3 separate regions of the Homo sapiens genome follow, and regions 1 and 3 are each linked to region 2. Evidence: chromatin contacts called from ENCODE Hi-C or POLR2A ChIA-PET data. All regions are on one chromosome and are shown on one strand. The core of a region is the stretch at or near the end of the contact, and the rest is flanking DNA. Distances in the headings are between cores, read along the strand shown. Region 1 holds the start of SPPL2A (signal peptide peptidase like 2A). Region 2 holds the start of CTDSPL2 (CTD small phosphatase like 2). Region 3 holds the start of GABPB1 (GA binding protein transcription factor subunit beta 1).

Evidence for each region. A loop is a pair of places that touch in the nucleus more often than their neighbours do. ChIA-PET counts read pairs that join two places held with the same protein, here RNA polymerase II (POLR2A). Pooled maps may share reads with other maps.
Region 1: a loop to region 2 is called in a pooled map, with 6 times the contacts of the local background. The contact joins the promoter of SPPL2A here to the promoter of CTDSPL2 in region 2. A Hi-C loop is called at or near these places in 4 of 50 pooled maps. POLR2A ChIA-PET finds 5 or more read pairs at or near these places in 2 of 52 experiments (A673 and H1).
Region 3: a loop to region 2 is called in a pooled map, with 12 times the contacts of the local background. The contact joins the promoter of GABPB1 here to the promoter of CTDSPL2 in region 2. A Hi-C loop is called at or near these places in 7 of 50 pooled maps. POLR2A ChIA-PET finds 5 or more read pairs at or near these places in 2 of 52 experiments (CD4-positive, alpha-beta T cell and activated T-cell).

The regions. Positions count from the first base shown.
Region 1 is chr15:50,764,291-50,767,524 of GRCh38, forward strand. SPPL2A (signal peptide peptidase like 2A) reads right to left here and starts at 1,416. Exons shown (of 15, transcript NM_032802.4): 1 at 1,178-1,416. The coding sequence starts at 1,243. RefSeq lists a silencer at 991-1,450.
Region 2 is chr15:44,425,327-44,428,908 of GRCh38, forward strand. It overlaps CTDSPL2 (CTD small phosphatase like 2), which reads left to right and starts at 2,303. Exons shown (of 13, transcript NM_016396.3): 1 at 2,303-2,446. LOC124903479 (a long non-coding RNA gene) reads left to right here. Exons shown (of 3, transcript XR_007064605.1): 2 at 441-647; 3 at 968-991. RefSeq lists enhancers at 1,205-1,812, 1,467-1,696, 1,813-2,420, 1,977-2,356, 2,421-3,027.
Region 3 is chr15:50,353,022-50,356,447 of GRCh38, forward strand. GABPB1 (GA binding protein transcription factor subunit beta 1) reads right to left here and starts at 2,177. Exons shown (of 9, transcript NM_016654.5): 1 at 1,964-2,177. GABPB1-IT1 (GABPB1 intronic transcript) reads right to left here and starts at 1,858. Exons shown (of 1, transcript NR_026891.1): 1 at 1-1,858. GABPB1-AS1 (GABPB1 antisense RNA 1) reads left to right here and starts at 1,153. Exons shown (of 1, transcript NR_024490.1): 1 at 1,153-3,426. RefSeq lists enhancers at 1,161-1,220, 1,959-2,582, 2,651-2,730 and silencers at 1,351-1,560, 1,571-1,820, 2,401-2,450.

The DNA of each region.
Region 1 (3,234 bases), core at 166-2,665, 6.3 Mb after region 2:
TACACAGTAAACACCTTAAAGACTCCGACTAACACTGCTACTTTGTTGCTCTTTTTATATCGAACTCCCCTCCCCCAGCAATTTTTAGATACATTCTCTCAGGTTCCTGATGTTGCCTGTCAAAGTTATGAATACACCAAAAGGCACTTACTTTTTGGCTTAGATTTTGGTTTTTCAATAAATATTAAAGACACTTTTGTATTCACTAATACTAACCCCTTAAACTGGAGAGTCAGCAAAACAGTCTTTCAAAGAAATCACACATTCTAATAGAACGAAACAAGCTTACACGACACCAATTCTGTAATAAATAACATGCGTAAGTTTCCAACCTGAAACTCCCTAAGTAAAAGTCACTAGAAACAAAAACTGAAACACCGGGTTCCTGACACCCCACTCCCACACTGAAGCTCGAATTACTTGAGGCTGAATTTTAAAACACTATTACTTCTCTGTGACTATGAAAACAAATCTATGAACACATATTTCTTACTTACATTTAACCGACGCTCCCCACCCATCCCTTTAAATTAGGCAGAAAACTGAAAACCACTAAAAGCATTACATTTTGGTGTCTTCTTTTAAAAGTTATTTTAAATTACTGCTATTAAAACCCCCCCTCCAAAAAAAAAAAACCCTCATAACAGAATCAAATGAGCCCTAAGGCGAAGCAGGAGCTACAGTGGGGGAAGGGAATTTTAAAAAGACATCCGTGTTAGTGCAATTAAAGTGCAGTCCTCGAACCGCTAAACATACTGGCGCCTTGTATAATTTTTTTTTCTTCCCAAGGGTAAAAAGCGGTAAGAAAGGCTTAGACAATAAAACCCAGAGGTCAATTTTAAATATGCTGGGACAGTGAGCAACTATCGAGAAGCATCAAGGTCAACGCAACCTAAGGGGCTCCTCTGATCTTTTTGCGGTAGGTATTTCGCCAGACTTCAATGGGCGGGAACCGAGTGGGGGGCGGGAAAGTTGGGGGAAAGAGGGTGGAAAAGAGGAGGGTGGAAGGAAAGAGATGAGTAATGGAAAGAGGAGGGGAGGAAAGAGGAGTGCGAGAGCAGGCCGCGGAGGTGCGGGCAGAGGGGAGGCCGGGCGAGGAGTAGGGGAAGGGAGCCCCGGCCTTGGCCCCGGCCCCGCCCAGCCCCTGGGAGGCCTGCGCGCCTTCCCGCCCCCTTACCAGCTGGAGCAGGAAGCCCCAGAGTAGGGCGGCCCCGGCAGGGGACAGCCGCCGCTGCGGCCCCATCGGACTGGTGGGTGCCGGGTGGGACGGCACGGTGCGGCGCAGCTCACTCGGCGGGGTAGGCTCGGAGTCCCGCCGCTGCGCTGCCTCCGTGGCCGGACCGGACCGGACAGGCGCGGGCGGCCGGGCTACGACTGGACCGCCGCTGCTACAGCGGCCGCCACAGCAGCGCGACTTCCTCTTCCGGCCCCGCCCGTAAGATGCGGAAACCCCCGCGCCGGGCTCGGAGAGTCCCAGCGCTCTCCCGGTATCCAGGCGTCCCGGCGTCCCGGCGCTACGAGGCCACCGGCTGCGGGTCTGAGCCTGTCGCTTTCCGGCTGCCCGACTTTAACTCACACCGAAGCCTGGCGGGAGAACGGATTTCTCAAGGCTCGGAAGTGTCTGAGCGTCTGCTCGGTTCCCCAGTAACTACCCGAGTGTTGCATGCAGCCAGAAATCTAAGGGTCACCCTAATTCATCTGCCTGTCATTTGTTCCTGGCCACTCTGACTCACCACATAACCCAGATCCATCCACTTTCTCCAGAACTGCTGCCACCACTCTATCCAGGCCACCAACTTCCCTCTCCTCCAAACGGGTCTCAGTTTCCCCTCCGGACAGCCCAGTAGCCACATAACAGTCCCAGAGCCATCTTTCAAAACATATAAGTCAGATCATGTCTCTCTCTATCACACTTGGAATAAAATAAAAACTTGGCCGGGTGTGATGGCTCACACCTGTAATACCAGCATTTGGATGGCCGAGGTGGGCGGATCACAAGGTCAAGAAATCGAGACCATCCTGGCCAACATGGTGGAACCAAGTCTGTACTAAAAATACAAAAAATTAGCTGGGCGTGGTGGCACGCACCTGTCGTCCCAGCTACTCGGGAGGCGGAGGCAGTAGAATCGCTTGAACCGGGTAGGCGGAGGTTGCAGTGAGCCGAGATTGTGCCACTGCACTCCAACCTGGGCGACAGAGCGAGACTCGGTCTCCAAAAAAAAAAAAAAAAAAAAATCAAAACTCTACTCTAGCCTGCAAAGGTAAATCTGGCCCCTGCCTTCCTGTCTCCCCATCTTCACTACTTTCCCACACTTTAAGGCGCACGGACCTTTGGCCCTCCCGGCCTTTGCTCTGGTGGGCCGCCCGGACTTTGCTCTGGTAGTCCTCCCTGCTGGAGTGCTCTTCTCTCCAAAGCTCAGAATGCCTGCCTTGTTGACATTCACTTATCAGCTTCAATGTCGCTTCCCCAGACGGGACTTCCTGACATACCCAATCTAAAGTACCTGTCCAGTCACTTTCTTTTCTTTTCCTTTCTCTTTTTTTTTTTTTTTTTTTTTTGAGACGGAGTTTCGCTTTTCTTGCCCAGGCCGGAGTGCGATGGTGCAATCTCGGCACACTGCAACCTCCGCCTCCCAGGTTCAAGCAATTCTCCTGCCTCAGCCTCCCCAGTAGCTGGGATTACAGGCGCGTGCCACCACACCCGGCTAATTTTGTATTTTTAGTAGAGACGGGGTTTCACCATGTTGGTCAGGCTGGTCTCAAACTCTCGACCTCAGGTGATCCACCCGCTTTGGCCTCCCAAAGTGTTGGGATTACAGGCATGAGCCACCGCACCCGGCCTGTCCAGTCACTTTCATATTATTGTTTATTTTAATTATCTGCACAGCACTTTTCATTCTATGTATAGGTTCATTTATTTATGCCACCTCCCACTTCATAGCAAGGGGTGTCTTTGCTTTGTTGACTGCTATACCCTTTACATCTACAGTATTTGGCATATAGTAGGTCCTCAGATATTTGTTGGATGAATATTTAATATCAAATGCTGAATAGGACAGTGTGCCTGCCACCCCACAGCTCATAGTTTAACGAGGGACACAGATGTGTGAGCAAACACAGTTCAGGGTGAGTAGTGACTCTTGTTTGCACAAGATGTTATGGAAGTATCAAAAGGAGTTATAAAAGGGGTGCCAGGAAAAATACCAGCCTGAGCTGAGTCTGGGTGAGTTAATT
Region 2 (3,582 bases), core at 1,053-3,552:
CCTGATTTAAAAATAACTTTATTAGCCAGTCCTCGGTACTGGGAGGCTGAGGTGGGAGGATCACTTGAGCCCAGGTGTTTAAGGATGCAGTGAGTTATGATCATGCCACTGCACTCAAGCCAGGGGTACAGAGGAAGTCCTTGTCTCTAAACAAAAAGCAAAACAAAACTTTAGGGGCTGTGTGCAGTAGCTCAGGCCCGTAATCCCAGCACTTTGGGAGGCCAAGGCAGGAAGATGGCTTGAACCATGGATTTTGAGGTTGCAATGAGCTTTAATTACTTCAGCCTGGGGAATGGAGTGAGACCCTGTCTCTAAAAATAAATAAATAAATAAAATAAACTTTAGTAATAATGGGGTAACTGTTTAGTTGGTATTTTACTGCTTTCCATGATACACTCTGGATAAACTAATTATTTGTTGGATTCCATTGAACTTTTCAGGAATCTATTTTTGTGTGTGTGGACTGTTACTATTAATAGTTCTGTGCTGTGTATACCACCAGCTCCCAATAAATGTCGCATTCAGAGCATTTTTGCACTAGGAAGATTTAGGGTGCAAATGAACTCTGACAGAAGAATCTGTAGTATACAAGGTTTTCAGAAGACAACCCACCTGCTCCATACTTCGAAATAATGAGATTCACAACGGTATGTTATTTCTGCTTACTTCTCAGCCTCTCTTGCCATCTTCCCCCTGCCCTCCCATCCTCTTTTCTTAGCGCACAGAACTACTTCTCCAATGGCTCAACACAGTCTCATCTTTGGACTTTTCCGTCTGTTGTTTCCTTTACCCAGACACTCTTCCCCTGCAACACACACTCCTCCTTTTTGTCTCAGATGTTATCTTACGAAACCTTCCCAGACCCCCTCGCCGGCACTCTCATGTGTTTTACAACGCCTATCATGCCATCCTTGTATTCGCTTTATCAGTTTTTAAATTCTGTTTACTTGGGTGTCTTCTTCAATAGATTATGATCTTTGGCCGGGCGCGGTGGCTCACGCCTGTAATACCAGCACTTTGGGAGGCCGAAGCGGGCGGATCACGAGGTCAGGAGTACGAGACCAGCCTGACCAACGTGGTGAAACCCCGTCTCTACTAAAAATACAAAAATTAGCCGGTCGTGGTGGCGCGCGCCTGTAATCCCAGCTTCTCGGGGGGCTGAGGCAGAAGAATCGCTTGAACCCGGGAGGTGGAGGTTTGAGCCGAGATCGCGCCACTGCACTCCATCCTGGGCGACAGAGTGAAGACTCCGTCTCGAAAAAAAAAAAAAATCATTACCTTTGGGGAAGGCAGTATCCGTGTCTGCCTGGCTCACTGTTTTACCCGTCGCACCTAGTTATTTTTTCAATAAATATTTCTTGATTGAATAAGGAGAGTGGCTTGGAGTTTCAGTGAAAAATGTTCTTCCAAACACTAGGCTTGGTTTTCCGATACCCCACTAGAACTGGATTCTCTGGACTGATACATTTTCACTCTGTGGAGCTGACCGTCCTTTGACCTAGGGTCGCAGGTGGGAGCCCACTGGCCTGAAAGATCCGAGTTTTCAACCTGCAGAATCACCGCCAACATAGGGTTGAGTCGAAGGGCATGAATATTTATGATCCAAAAGCGACTGCTACGCCCTCTAGGCAATGAGCTGGAAAGGGAACCTTCAAGGGCCACCGAAATCCCAGGAAAGGCGCCAGATTCGCTTTCTCCCGGCCTCAGGCAGCTCTCCCTACGAACTACCTCCTCCAGCGCGCCAAGCCGTTAGTCCCGCCTTATCCCCTCAGCTCCACCTACCCAGCGCGCCCACAGTTACTAAACCCTAGCCGCCAGGGTGCACTACGCGTTCCTAAGCCCCGCCTCCGGGGCAAGGGCGCGCTCCCCCTCCCAGCTCTGCCCAAGCAGTTCCGTTAGGAGCGGGAGGAAAAACCGTCCTTCGGGTCCCCGCCTCTCCACTCCTAACGCTTTACTCCCTACTCCCCCTGCGACCACTACACAGCCGGCTACGGAGGCCCCTAATGTACAAATATCCCCCAGGCCCTTGCTCATCCTGATAGGTTTTGTCCTTTCTTAATCGACCCAGTACTAAGGCCTTGTGTTCAGTTTTTCTCCAGGATTCAGACTAGAGAGTTTCTTCCGGCGTAAGGAACTTCAACGCTCTTCACGGAAGTAAAAGTGTTTTTTTGGTTGTTGTTGCCGTTGTGGCTGCCCGCATTCCTTCCCTCCCACCTCGCGGAATTGTGGCGGGAGGGGGAGGAGGAAGTCAGGGCGCCTGCGCGGAGAGGCCGCTTTCCATCCGGGTCCCTGTCCGTGCGGTGCAGCAGGTCGGTAGGCGGGAAATGGCGACTGGCTGAAGGAGCTGGTTCTGTTGCTGCTGCGGGGTAAGCGGGAAAGACACCACACATTGCGCAGTCGGGACCATCGCCGGAGCCTGAGGACACTTCTCTGTCGTCACAGTTAGGTAATCCCCTTCGTCCAGACGCCGCCGCTGCTTCCAATCTCAGTCCTCCTCCTCTTCCAGGGCCGTCTGCCGGGATCTCCTCCCCTTCTAAACCTGGTCCTCCAGCGGCTCTGGCGCCTTGGTAGGCATGCACTCTTTGGCGCCTCGTACGTCCACTGTGCGGAGCCGCTCCTGTCTGGACTTTCCCCTGGGAACAGAAAGGGAGCTCACTTCCCGCCAGCTTCACCTCTTAGGTTGCGGCCTGCGTTGTGATTTCTGGGGTTAGATTTCACTTTGCTACCCACCCCCACTCCGATCTCAAGTTCCTAGTCCCCAACCTCTGGGTAATTAAGTTAGAAGTTTAGCTTTTTTTAACCTTTTTGGCCCACCTCATGTTTTCAGCATTTCATTCTTTGGAGTAGGGTGCTTTTAGGGGGGCGTTGCTCTTATCTCAGTTCTTATAAACACCTTTTCAGAATCTGGAAGAAGGGATTTGACTAAGTTCTGTTTATCTTTTGTACTGTTAAAATCTCGAGTTGACATTGTTACTTTTTCAAATCGGGAGTGGTAGTAAAGAACAGTCCATGTGGAAGGCGTCTGGTTTCCACAGTGGTCAGTTAAAGAGTGAACCTTATTATCCTTAATATTCTCTGCTTTCTTTGGATTTTAAATGTCTGTATGGGTGTTTACTTTTGCATTCTTGACCAGAGTTCTGTGGTAAATAATTGCATAAGTAAATCTTGTTTATTTACTTCTCACCCTAGTGGTGGCTGGATGTGTGAATGATGTTAAACACTTCAGCGTACCTTAGGGAAACCTAAAGAGATCTAAGAGCTCGTAAACTTACCTGAGATCCTGAAATGAAACGTACTCAGTAGATGTTCCTCCGAGGCAGGGATTTATCTTCCTAATGCTGGTAACGCAGTACCAAGATGAATTTCTTCAGTGGGTATACAAATTAGTGACTTGAAATGATGGATTTATCTGTGTAATTTTCAAATTGTAGATTGCTTTGTCTCCCCATTCTTCGCCCAGTTTTAAATTTTCGTTCCTGGTCCATTTTTTATTCTTAGAAAAGGGAAATGGCGTGTTAAAGCTAGTTTTACTATATTTCTTTACTTTTTCTTTCCTTTTTTTTAAATTACATTGCAGACCAA
Region 3 (3,426 bases), core at 927-3,426, 5.9 Mb after region 2:
TCTGTACCTCCTATAATTTTCAACATGTTCTATCTTTAAAGATAACATTTACACAAGTGTTGATAGCATATGTGGAATTCACGTGTTACTTGTGTAAATCATTATAAATATGTAATAGAATTAAATGTTTTAATCACTTAAGAATATCTTCGAATGTTCCTGAGTCTCCGAGATCATAGGCAGATTATGCAGTCTTCATCTGTGATTTTGTTTAGTCACCTAAATTCCAACTTTTAAAAAAGTTAGAGCCCAGTAAAAAAAGTATGGGAATCAATCTTATTCAGTCTTGTTAAAATGTGTCTTGCATAACAGCTTGATTTGACTTGTATGGTGAAAGCACGGTAAGAATGACACATTTCTGTTTTTTGGTTTTTTTTTTAAAAAAGTATGAGTGTACAGTGGAGTGTTCCAGAGGTTACATGGTGTGCTAACCACAACAGTCTGACGTAGATCTGAGAATCTTCTATTAAACCAGGCATTAAAAAGATTTGCAAAAATGCAAGATGTCACTCTTATCATCTATGTTAACATGTAATGGATTTATTTTTTGTTTTTGGAAAAAAAAAACCAAGAGAAAAGAAAATAAAGTCATCTTTAGTTTCCTTAAATTCAAAGTCTGAGCCTGAAAATGGAAGTATCAAAGCTGATGGTTATACGTCAGTGAGAAAAAAATTTAAACCAAGCTGGGTGGGTCTTTACATGAGATAAACTATCTACAGGAAAGAATGACCACTAACTTCTGCATAATAAATGAGAGTGGATCTTTTAATTCTGAGATGGCAATGTACTTTACAAGGACCATTTACAGACTACATCAAACCTTTTTCTAGATAAAAAACGTACTTCAGTAACTTGCCTGAATTGAGAGAGCAAAACAGTCCGGAGAGAAAACTTAAAATGTTTCCACATTATCAAGCCCCCTTCAGAAGTACTGTGGTCTCGGCCCCTCCTTTGAACAGATGTCCGCTCGCCACAGTCCAATCAGGTTTAAAGCAAGAGTATTTGTACTGAAAACAAGCTTAAAGTGGGAAGACACACACAAAGCAGGCCTGTATCATTCCTTTGGTTTCAGTTTTCACGATGCACCCTTGAGGCTAGGCACGCTGATTCAACACACTTGGAGAGCTTCACCGAAACACACTAAACACACAGTGATGAACTGTGCCCTGGCAGAGATGACCTGGCAAAATTCTCAACTTCTTCCCTGAGGCAGTGCACCCGCAGTTCTCGGCGGCGAAGTCTTTGGGGCAGAAGTCCCGAGCCTTCAGAACGGCAGGCTTCTCCCCCTCAGGACTCCAGTCCCCGCGGCCAAGGCTGTCGCTGCGGGGGCCCCGCGCGGGACTGGCCAGGCTCTTCCATTAACCCTGTCTGGTCCGGCCGATCCCGCCGCGACCCGAGCGCCTCTCGGCCCCGCAGCACAGGGCGCCCAGGACCCGCCACCCTCGCCGCCCGTTCCCCTCTCCGGAGAGCCCGGCGGGGCCGTCAGGCTGCCGAGACAAAGGGTACCGCGGCGCCAGAGGCCGAGGCCCAGCCGCGCCTGCCTTCCTCTTTCTCCCGCCCACTGCCAACCTCCAGTCGCCCGCAGAACCTCCGCTGCCTCGGCGCGACCCCATCGCCACCCCGGGGCTGCCGCTCGGGACCGGCAAGCCGGGTAGCCGCGAGGCGGCCGCGGCATGCTAGGGCCGAGGAGGGGGCGGCGGCCGCCACCATGTCTGCCCGCCCCTCCCAGAAGCAGTGTGCCCAGCGGACAAAGCGCAGCGGCGGCGCGGGCGCCCAGGCCGACCCCGCCGACCCCCGCGGAATAAGCGGGGCCAGGAGCCCCGGAAACCCGGCGCCTTAATGCAATAAACAGGAAATCGCGGGGATGATCTGGGTTCCGGGGGAAGTGGAATTATTTTTTACCAGCGAAGAGATCAACTTCCACATCCGGTGGTAACAGGGCCCTACACAGACCCGCACTGACCTGGAAAAGCTTCGGGAGCGGCGACGGGAAGGCAGCAGGAGGTGGTGCGGGGACCCGAGGCGCCTCGTACCCGGCCGGGCTGACGCGGCCCCGCTACACACAAAGCGCTTCAGCTGCACAGGGCGCTATTTTCCGAAAATGCCGCGTCTGGTCGGCGCCCAAAATCCCCACCGAAAAGTCCCCCGTGCTGCGCGCGGAGGGACACATGGTGTGCGAGTGAGTCAAGCTCCCAGCATCCCTCCCGGACCCGGCCCTCTTCAGCTCATCGCCCGAGGATTTTCCGCCTCTGCCCTCGTCGGCAGATCCTGCTCCTACCCACTCCCTAGCTGTGTTCCCGCGGGGAGAGAGGGGAAAGAGGGTCTGATTTTTTAACGAAGGGAAAGAAAATATGCCATTTCTAGCGCTTCAGCCACACAAAGAAAGCGGCGGAATGATCCGCTCTCGGCGACCGCAAGTCCCGGCTCGCCCGGCGCCTGCGCGGCAGCGGGGGTGGGAGCTGCGGACGGCCATGTGCGCGGCGGAGAGGCCGGGTGGCCACCGAACCTTCCCGCCTGTTCTGCGGTGGGTAGGAGTTTGGAAACTAATGTTCCTGTGCTAACCTTCGTGTCTCTGTGACATGACTGTTGAAAGACGGAGAGTGCGGAATCTTTGGAGTTTTAAGCTTGCCAACTGTGCGGCCTAGCAGAATCCTGGGAGACGGAAGGACAGCCAAGAGGCTAGGATTTACCTTTAAGTGTCCCTAGATTCAACTAGGCAGACTGGGACGGGAGACGCTGTGAAGGTACCAGGGAAGGAACGAGTGAGGTTCCTTTTCCACTTTTTCATAAACTCAACAGTCAGGTTCATGACGAAGATATAGATATTTCTGTAGATTTTTTCCCCAACATTCTAATTATGCCTCATGTTTCGTAGATCCTAGTAACTGCTTGGATTACTGCCACCTCAGAGGTAGAGATCTGTTTTTCCGTGGCTGGAATGCCAAAAATTTTGTTGTATTTTATTAAGAAAGTAGCAAAAGTTTGGAGATTTGCAAAGTTAAAAAAAAAAAAAGCATTATGAACTTAATCTAGATGTGATTTGCTAAGGAACTTAATATATTGATATGTTTTTCACAGGGGCGTCTGGGCATGGCTTTCCCAACCTAGTAACTGCAACTTTTAGCATCCTACATGTAGGACTTGGGAATATGTGAGACAGCGCCAAGAATTTAATCCAGGAGAATTGACAAGCTTAAATGAAATCCATATTGCCCACTGATTTTGTGCAGCTTCAGATAAGTAATCTTTCTCCACTTAGCCTTTTGTAACAATTGATGTAATAAAGGTTTGTAGTCTTTGTGTAATTTATTAAAGCATTGTGCCTAAAATAGAAAAAAAGCATAGGAACCATAGGCTGTGTTTTCTTTTGATTTAATATTTTCATTTCTTCAGTTAATAGAAATTTGCCAAATTCTGATGTTTTTC